Linked DNA regions of Mus musculus: region 2 is linked to region 1. A link is a loop called in an ENCODE intact Hi-C map of the cell type or tissue named here. Cell type or tissue: left cerebral cortex. All regions are shown on one strand. Links, peaks and the distances in the headings refer to the core of each region. The heading gives the core; the rest is flanking DNA.

Region 1 (4,397 bases), core at 155-4,154:
GTGTGACCATGTGTTCACGACAGAAAGAGTCCAAAACTTGCAAAGGCAAGTAAAACTTTTAACTATTCAAAATATCTTTTTGGTTGAAAGAGAAAACACCCCCCACAAGCAAGTGTAAAATACATATCGGCTGTCATGTCTCATCAATAATGAAGAAGATGAAGATGACGACAATTTTAAATGGGTGAGAAACACACAGAAGCTTGAAATACAATCACATACACCCAAAGTGGCTTTTGCTTTTTGTTGGTGGCAACCTTAGCCTTCAGTTCATGGAAACATAAAAGACACTTAGATGTTATTGGCATATGAAGTTGTTTACCAGAAGAAATAAGAAATATCTAAAAAAAATTAAGCAGTAGGTGTGGTCCTGAAGGCTTATGTGTTCCCAAGTACAGTTTATATTCCTAAGAATCTGTTCAGGCATCTTTTCTGCCTTGTAGCAAAAAATTTATCAGTAAAAAATCAATATAAGAAGCATTACAACACTATATAAATAATTTATAAAACAATACAAAATTATAAAACTATAAAAAAATCACTGCATGTGAATAGTTTTACAACCATGGGATGAATTCGCTTCTTTTTTATTCTACTCTGGGTGATTAGTTTTATTTTATATTTTTACTATTCTATGCTCTCCCAATCATAGATGCCAGAACTGAGCAGGCCTCATGTGCCTGTTTCCGGTTCAGATTTTAAACATTTAGCATTGGTCGTATGTTATCTTGTTAACTTCTCCTCTTGGGGAGCTTTTCTTGATGGAATTTGGAGCAGGTCCTAGGAGAATACAAAATCTGTTTTAATCAATAAAGTTTCGGTTTCTGGGTTGCTGGTATTTGTGCAGTTTTTGCAGTTGTGAAATGCTACCAGGATGTTGTTGGCACTAATCGGGCTGGTTGTGGTCCAATTAGAATCAGACTAGTGGTATGGAGACACTGTTACTAATGACTCTAGTCCAGAATTATTGTTTTTTAGCTTCCTTGTTGGGAGTTTTATGATTGCTGATTGGACCATCTGAGGGGACTATTACATTGTCCCATTTTCATAACCAGCAAAGGAGCCAACAGAACAAAAAACTAGAACCCCTGGGTGGGAAGAGCATGCTGGGGCAGGGGGGGGGGAGGGGAGATAGTCTTTGTAATCATCTGGGCAGCTGGAGGTGGGCTATCTCTTCCCCTTTCATGATTTGCCTCTAGATAGTACATGAGCATGCTTTTTAATTACTCATGAGTATTTATTTATGTTGATGGTTCTCTCTTGCCTGCTTTGATAGAACCCTCTGCCCTCACCTGGGTGAAAAAAAATCAGCAGGCTCCAGGGGTTTCTTTGCCCTTTATTCGGTGGCCTTCTTGGGTTTCATGGCCCATGCCTGGGGGAAGTTCTTTTAAAAGTGAATTAATATGCTAACAGTGAAGGCTCTTCTGATGTGTTCTATAAGCTACGTGTATATTTTTTCTTTATTGGAGAGCCTTTGTTGCTAAACTTCTTTCCGAGTCAAGAAGCCAGAGCCTAGTTCCAATTGCTTAAATTTGCCTGTCACATTTCTATGCCATTTATATAGTCCAAGAACAGATGTACCCCAGCTCCAAATGTCTGTCAACACTGTCTGATGAAACAAGTACCAGAAAAGACGAGGTTAACAGACACTCGACCGCCCCTAACAGTCTAGGTCACCATCATTTTTTTTTTTTGTGGTCTCTCTTTTTGCGAGGTGGATGAGTGTGAACGTGCTTGTGTGTGTGTGGACTGAAACCTTGAGACATTTCTTTGGCTATCAGACTTCTGAGAGAATTTGCTTTGAACAGAAGCAAAACACAGATGTAAGTATTGAACCATATGTGCAGCTTATATTTATATTACAGAATTAATTTTGATCAGCTCTCCACATATGTGGCTAGTAGACTGAGAAAAAATCCCAATCTCTGGTGTGGACCGTGAGCGCAGTTCCAGCCTCTGCTGGGTGTTGACAGTCGTTCAGCAGATAGACCTAGTTATCCTGGAGTGTCTCCTGCATTTTTGCAGGATGGGAGTGGGGAAGAAACGGCTCCTTCCCACCTCTGCTATCTTCCAGAAGATCCCAGGAGCCACATGAAAGGGAGATGGAGAAGTAGGGAGGAAAGGGAGGTGTGGGCTCCATTTTCTTTCTCAAACCTACAACTCATAGTGAGAAGAAAGCCACGAGTGCTTTGACACACCACCATCCATGTTGTTTCTCCACTCCACCATCTGCCTAACATAAAACAGAAAAAGGAAATGACACAATTCAGAAAACAAAACAAAAAACCAAACCAAAACAAAAGGAAGCTACTTCATCTGCTAAGAAGCAAATTGGTAGACAGTGAGCCACACAGAGTGATTTCAACAATGGCATTCACCCTGGCGGCCCAGACAACAGGCGAGAAAGATGGGAGAAAGCGGGCTTCCCACTTTTCCGTTGGTACAAAGGTAAAAATTCCTAACACAACTTTTCACGCAGAGGCGAGCGAGCAGTAGCGTTTGCAGTGGTTCCGACTTTGGTTAAAAGGGTTTGCAGCGAGCAGCACTTAGTCCCTGAAGGGATGCAGTGCTCCTCCAGGTGGCAGACTTGCATTCGCTTTGAACAGATACGAGTTTGTGTTGGCGGGTTTTTTTGTTTGTTTGTTTGTTTGTTTTGTTTTGTTTTTGTTCTTTTATTTATTTATTTATTATTTTTTTGGTTTAGTTTTTTTTTCTTTTTCCTTAAAAGGTGTTCACATTTTCATCATATACAGAAAAGAATAAGTGGTTATTTGGTTTGCTTTAAAAAAACCGGCGTTAGGGAGGCAGGTGGGGGAGCGAATGATCCTACCACATACTCCTTCATGTGGCATTTTTCTTGTTTAAAAATTTAAAATTCTTTTTTTTTTTTCCTTTTGGAAAACCAACGGACACGTATAAACCATTCTGCCCATTTGGTAGTTTTTTGTTTTTTAGTCTTTTACATACAAGGGAGATGATGACTGGGGCAAGTCTTTAAATTCTTTCTTCTTTCTTCTTTCCTTCCTTTCTTTTTTTGTGGAGATTCAGGGTAGTGCTCAGTTTCTGTGATGCTTCCTTCCGACCATGAATGGGTGTGTCTAACAGTTTTCTTCTGGAGAATCTGCTAAGGGCTCCAGGGGGGCCGCCGAGGTGGGCTCGTGTTGCTTTAAGCGTTTGATTGTGTTCTTTAGAGCTTGTCTCTTATTGCAGAACCAAACTCTAACTACTTCCCGGTCGTAGTTTAGCTTCTCAGCAATCTCGGTCATTTCCTGCCCTGAGGGGTGTGTGTTCTTCTCAAAGTGGGCATTGAGGATCTCAAGGGCCTGGGGCGTGAAGGAGGTGCGCCGCTTGCGCTTTTTGGATGGCTCACTCCCAATAAATTCCGTGAGATTCTGCATACCTGCTCGATGGCGGGCCTCAGCCTCAGCCATCCACCGCTCAAGCACCGGCTTGATCTTCTGGGCACTTTTAGGGGTGATGTCCAGCTTTTCAAACCTGGCAGGATACAAAAGGCCAGGGTTCAGTTTGGCTGTCAGACTGCTAGCTATAGTGTTCTCTTGGGCTTCCTGTGGTAGGAAAAAGTGGCTTCTCAGGATGGTGTGTCTGGGGGGAGAATTGAGAAAGAACAGTCTTACACTGAGTCCGCTGCCAGGGTGGGCCTCCTGCCTGCCTGCCTGATTGCCTGGCAGGGTGAATTCACTCCAGATTAGCAGCCAGCTGCAAGGTAGCCAGCCCTGTCCCAGCCAGCACCCACCCTCCCAGCAAGCTCCATGCCAGCCATGCAGATCCCCAGGCACAGAGACAGGGGAGGGGAAAGAGGCACCGGTGTACAGGAAACACAAGCAATTTGCAGGCCTTTTTTTTTTTTTTTTTTTCCTCTTGAGATCCAAGCTGTTCCCAGATTCATTTCCCCAACCTTCAGAATTCTTAAGGCAGAAATTAACCAAGACAGTGATGTTCAAGATAACAGTCGTCATATTCTTCCACTTAAAACGGTTGTGTTTTATGTTTGGTTTTCTTCTCCATTGTGTTGGTTTTGGATAAATATTACAGCTAGTATCATAGTCTGGGAAGGCTACTGGGCCAAGCTCCTCCTCATGCCGCTCTTTTTATCTCCCCTTGTGTCTTATTTTAACTTCTTTCTCTCTGGTAACAATTTTCCCCATATGTAAGTTAACAACATGCCTCCTGTCCAGGTAAAACATAGACCAGTTGTTACTTTGCAGTTCTGGCCTAAACAGCTGGATACATTGTAATTACTATGGACTACCCCACCCCTGGGTGGGCTTAGGCCACCTCGTGCCTTCCAATCAGCATCCACTGTAATGGTGCACTTTTGTACCAGGGCATCATGCTGTGTTTAATGTGGGACATCTGCAAACTGGACTTGAATGATA
Region 2 (4,397 bases), core at 179-4,178, 210 kb after region 1:
AAGAGGATACATTTATAAATCATGAGCTGACAATTTTTTTAAAGATTTTTTTTCTTGAGTTGGGTAGATCTTTGCTATGCAGAATGCAGAATTGTATATGAGATATTTGAGTGTCTGAAACGATGTATGATAAATGAAGTAGCATGCTACTTATACGCTTATCATGTTCCCTGACTAGCAACAGGTTCAGCAAAGGGCACAGCCAGTAAATGAAATTTTCCACCAGGACAATATATCATCACAAGAAATGTATGCGCTGAAAACTTACAAGCTTGCTCAAGATGCGGACAAGGTGTGAAATGGTAAAAAATGAAAAGCAGCCAGATCGTTCAGCAAATTTCAAATTCAAGTGAATATTGGTTGGAGCTGATGCCTTAGCTGTTTCAAACCACAAGAGTGAGAGAGAAGATGCAAACACTGTCTGAAGGCAAGAATAAGTTTCTGTTATTACCAATGCCACAGAAGCAAAGTAAAGGGCACAGTGCTGTACATGGCTGCTATGATATTAACTGAGAAAGAGGTTTCTGTTATATTTTTTTGAGGAATCTTCATTATGTTTAACCTTGAACAAGTCTCTTAATACTTCCACACTTTCATTTTTCTGCTTGCTAAATGCAAGGGAGAAGAAATAATCTTATAAAGTGTCCCCTTTAAAAAGAGAATTTCGTGGTTCTCTGATTTTTATTTTGAAACCACCAAAAGAAATGGCCAGAGTAGAGGGTTTTCAATACATATTATATTAACAGTTTCTCAGGAGGAGCTTGCAATTGCATTTTGCTGCTTAACCCAATAATAGCAGCATCTACTCAAGGGACATGCCAGAAAATGCAAATGTGCTTGGTTAGTACTTTCTTTCAATAATTATCATACCTTGTAGCTTATTCTTGCCATCTTTGATTTCCTTCAAAGCCACTGAACAATGATCCTGTCACAGAAGTGTCTGTACAATCCAGGAGGTGCAAGCTAAGTCCCCCCACATGTTAACATCAGGAGACACCAAGGACTGCTGATAGGCACCAGGCATCCCATTTCCCTTTGCTAGCTACTTCTGGTGACAGTGTGAAGTGACAGCTGCAAGGGTGAATTACCTGCAGGTGGTGTCAATAGGTAGAAATGACAATAGACCTCAGTGACAGCTATTCTAAAGAAGAGTTTCCTGTATGTTAAAAAGCTCAGTGCAGACAATACCCAGGAAGTAAAGGACTAAATGCAATCTGATGGAGACCAAACCTTGTTAACACCAAGGACCTTAGAGGAAAAACAGGCTGAGGCTCAGTGACATTGAAGGAAAGGGGCAATGTGGGCACCACATCTGTGTGGCCCTAACTGGCTGAAGTGGAGGTGGTAACAACTGCCTTACCAAGTCACATGTGAATGACTAGGTTCTCCCTGGAGCCTCCTCAGCTGCTGCTTCATATGTGGGAGCATTCTCCTCATGATATTCACTAATCCCTCTGTGACATTGGTTTTGTTTCTTCTCCTCCTGTTCTAGAAAGGAATGCCTGTGAATCTCGGCCAGTAAAAATGGGCTTCTAAAGTGAGTCAGGAAAGTGAAAACCCTATTTATAGCGAGGAACAAAAAGATGAGATGATACTAATTAGGATAGGAAAAGTAGCGAGTCCTAAACTGTATGAGATGGCTGGAATCACCATCCTGGTGGGTACTGCCTCTAGGTAAACAACCCAGCAGATTGGGATGTGTAAGGTATTACAAATGTGTGAACCAAAAGTAGAAAGAGAAAGAACAGGCTCCTGAGCACAGTGAGAAAGCTAAGTCTGAAAAGAGTTGTAGAAGACAGCTTATATTCAGCTAAGTCTGGCAACAAAGTTATTTTTGTCAGATGGCGCCCTGATCTGGATGGGTTTCCTTGTAGAAAGTTGTTACATGTCATAGAAATAGAAACAATGGGATTAGTGATGCATGGAAAATTCAGTGTGCTGGCAAGAAGACTGACATTAGCAGGAAGCAAAGCTTTTTTGAGAAGTCTCCATTAAATAGTCATTTTGCTTATGTGGAGAAGAGATAAGAAGCATGTTTGGAACAAAGGATGCTTTGACACCTGGGGTAAAGGGTAATGTTCTGCAAAGCAGGATGGCCAGAGACACCAAGAAAGGCAGTCTCCAGGAGCACATCCAACAGGCCATCCCAGCCCGCCTCCTTCCTAGAGATGAACACATGACTGCCTTTTATCTTCATCTGAAAAAAAAATCACAGGGTCCCAACAACCGATGGACACTAATCTTCACAGCAAAATTTATAGAGGCTAAGTCTCAGGAGCACATAGGGCCACAGTACTGTGTGATATCAGAGAGTGCCATCTACACACATTCTCTCAGCAACCCATGAAGACTTCCCAATAGGGCACGGTTGAAAGCATCCATGTGCTTATAAGAGAATATTTCCACTCATGTTCACAATCTTATTTTAATTATAATAATTTCTGAGAATATCATCATATTCAATATTTAAGGAATTCAATTCATTATTAAAACAGAAACACATTATTTCCTAATAGAAAATTTCCAATAACCTTGGCTTATTGTCCACAGGATGGAGCTCATATGGTACTGGCTTTAGCATGCACTATCGGTGGAGTTTCTAAACAATTTATGCTAAAACAAGCAGGACAGGAGGTCCACATATCTGTGGGTAGCAGAACATTAAAGATTCAAAAATGCTTTCCTCTGTGCTGAATACCATTTAATGAAACATCTCAGAGGAAATAACCGCATGCTCTGATTTCACAACTGGGAGCCCGGAAAACACGAGTGGGGGACAATTGAGCAGATGGATTGATATAATTAAAGTCATAAGGTTTTATGTTTTTTTAAAGACTCTGCTGTGCGGGAAAATGAGTCACTGGGAAGAGCAGTAATGTAACCATGTGGTGGGGGTGAGACGCCCAAGCTCACGTTCCTAGTAGAACGCTGGCTGCCAGCAGGAGCTTGTATGACCATGTGGAGAGGTCCCAAGAGCAAGCTCTCTGCTCCAGGGCTCTTTACTCAGCTCACCACAGGCCGCTGGACAGAATGGCTCCTCCGTGGAATAAGAGGGGAAGGCATGGTCCTTGGCAAACTGTTCCTTCCAATTGCAGATAACAAGAATATAGCAGTGCAGGAAGCTTCACACTGCCTAGTGTCTGTAAGGTTTTAAATTACTGAGAACTTAAGGAATGTGAAAGGCAGCTAATATGACTGAAAATTCAAATGGTGGAATTCAGGCTAAATACCACAATATTGAAAGATTTGAAAAATTACCTAGTTTTATGTACTATCTTACTCAGTAAACTATGCTTTCTCTATTGCTCATGTTGGAATATTGCAATATTGAGAATGTGGGTCAGAGTGCCTTTTAACTGGTATCCTTGGGACACAATGAAATCTCTAGTTAATAAAACATCTGAGGAACAAGCAAGTTAGCTAATCATTAGCTAACAATTCATACTTTGTAAGAAAGCATCTTAAATATTCAAGTTATAATATTTTTCTAAGAATCCAAAATATTATTGGTGATAAGCTTAAAAGCCAAGAAGAATAGTTCCATGAAGAACAGAAATATTACAGGCACAGTCAAGAAATTTTGCAGAGATCCTTGAGAGAGCACAACACTTTATTTCATGGGCAAATTCTAAGTTTAATGCCATGAAAATTGATCCCACACCAGCAGACTCTTTGCCTGTAGCATGTACCTTATTTCAGACCAATGACATGGGTCACAACTACTTCTGATCTTAGCAAGTCATGGAAACATGACACAACTGCTGCAGCAATGATATTTGCTCCATATGTTGAGTTCAGTGAAGTCCCTGGTACTAGGAAAGTCAAGGAGGATCTGAGCAGTGTCAGCTGCTCATTCTGTCCTGTTCTTGCCATTCTGTAGCAATATACTATCCAGATTTACTCAGTAAATATGGGAAACCTACTCTAGATGGAGGAACTGACATGCATTCTTATAAAATTGAGTGCTTTCTCCTTTAAATTAAAGAATTCTCAATCTAGTGCCTACAAGTCACAGCCTTACAAGAGGAATTCCCTTCATTTTCCAGATTATAAATGCAGTGGCTATCATTCTAGTTGGTGACCTTGGCCATTTATCAAGAGAGAGCAGTTAACTTTGATCTAGAAGGGGAACAGGTAAAACGCATTGATTAAGTTCTATCCTTTTTTATTACTGGAATCTTTGTACCCTATTTGTCTGGTGTTTGTGTTTGGAAAGATGAACAATGAATAAACATCTAGGTAATATCTGAAAAGCATGTCAACACTGGTATATATTCAGATGGTAATCATAAAATAATATTTTTATCTGCTTGCAACATTTTAAACTATTGATGTGTTTCAGGAAAATATATTTATAGCAGCTTTTATCACCATAATGAGAAACTTCAATAATTTTT

Evidence for each region. A loop is a pair of places that touch in the nucleus more often than their neighbours do. Peaks named below come from ENCODE experiments on the same cell type or tissue, not always from the same donor. Only the 100,000 strongest peaks of a DNase experiment are listed, where the experiment ranks them.
Region 2: it touches region 1 in a loop (2.6-fold over the local background); 10 of 42 quality-filtered maps call a loop at or near these places.

What each region holds. Positions count from the first base shown.
Region 1 is chr13:18,122,064-18,126,460 of GRCm38, forward strand. Pou6f2 (POU domain, class 6, transcription factor 2) reads right to left here. Exons shown (of 9, transcript NM_175006.2): 9 at 2,897-3,603. The coding sequence ends at 3,099. Among named protein-coding and RNA genes, the nearest start is that of 4930448F12Rik, 24 kb to the left of the region's middle. In left cerebral cortex, for the core only: a CTCF peak has its summit at 2,579 (motif pointing right); DNase peaks (open chromatin) are centred at 2,548 and 3,658.
Region 2 is chr13:18,336,420-18,340,816 of GRCm38, forward strand. The region is part of intron 3 of Pou6f2 (POU domain, class 6, transcription factor 2); the gene reads right to left. It overlaps Gm46402 (a long non-coding RNA gene), which reads right to left. Exons shown (of 2, transcript XR_001780867.1): 2 at 3,850-4,397. Among named protein-coding and RNA genes, the nearest start is that of Gm46402, 8.0 kb to the right of the region's middle. In left cerebral cortex, for the core only: no CTCF peak of the experiment used is centred there; DNase peaks (open chromatin) are centred at 1,741 and 2,839; H3K27ac peaks cover 887 bases.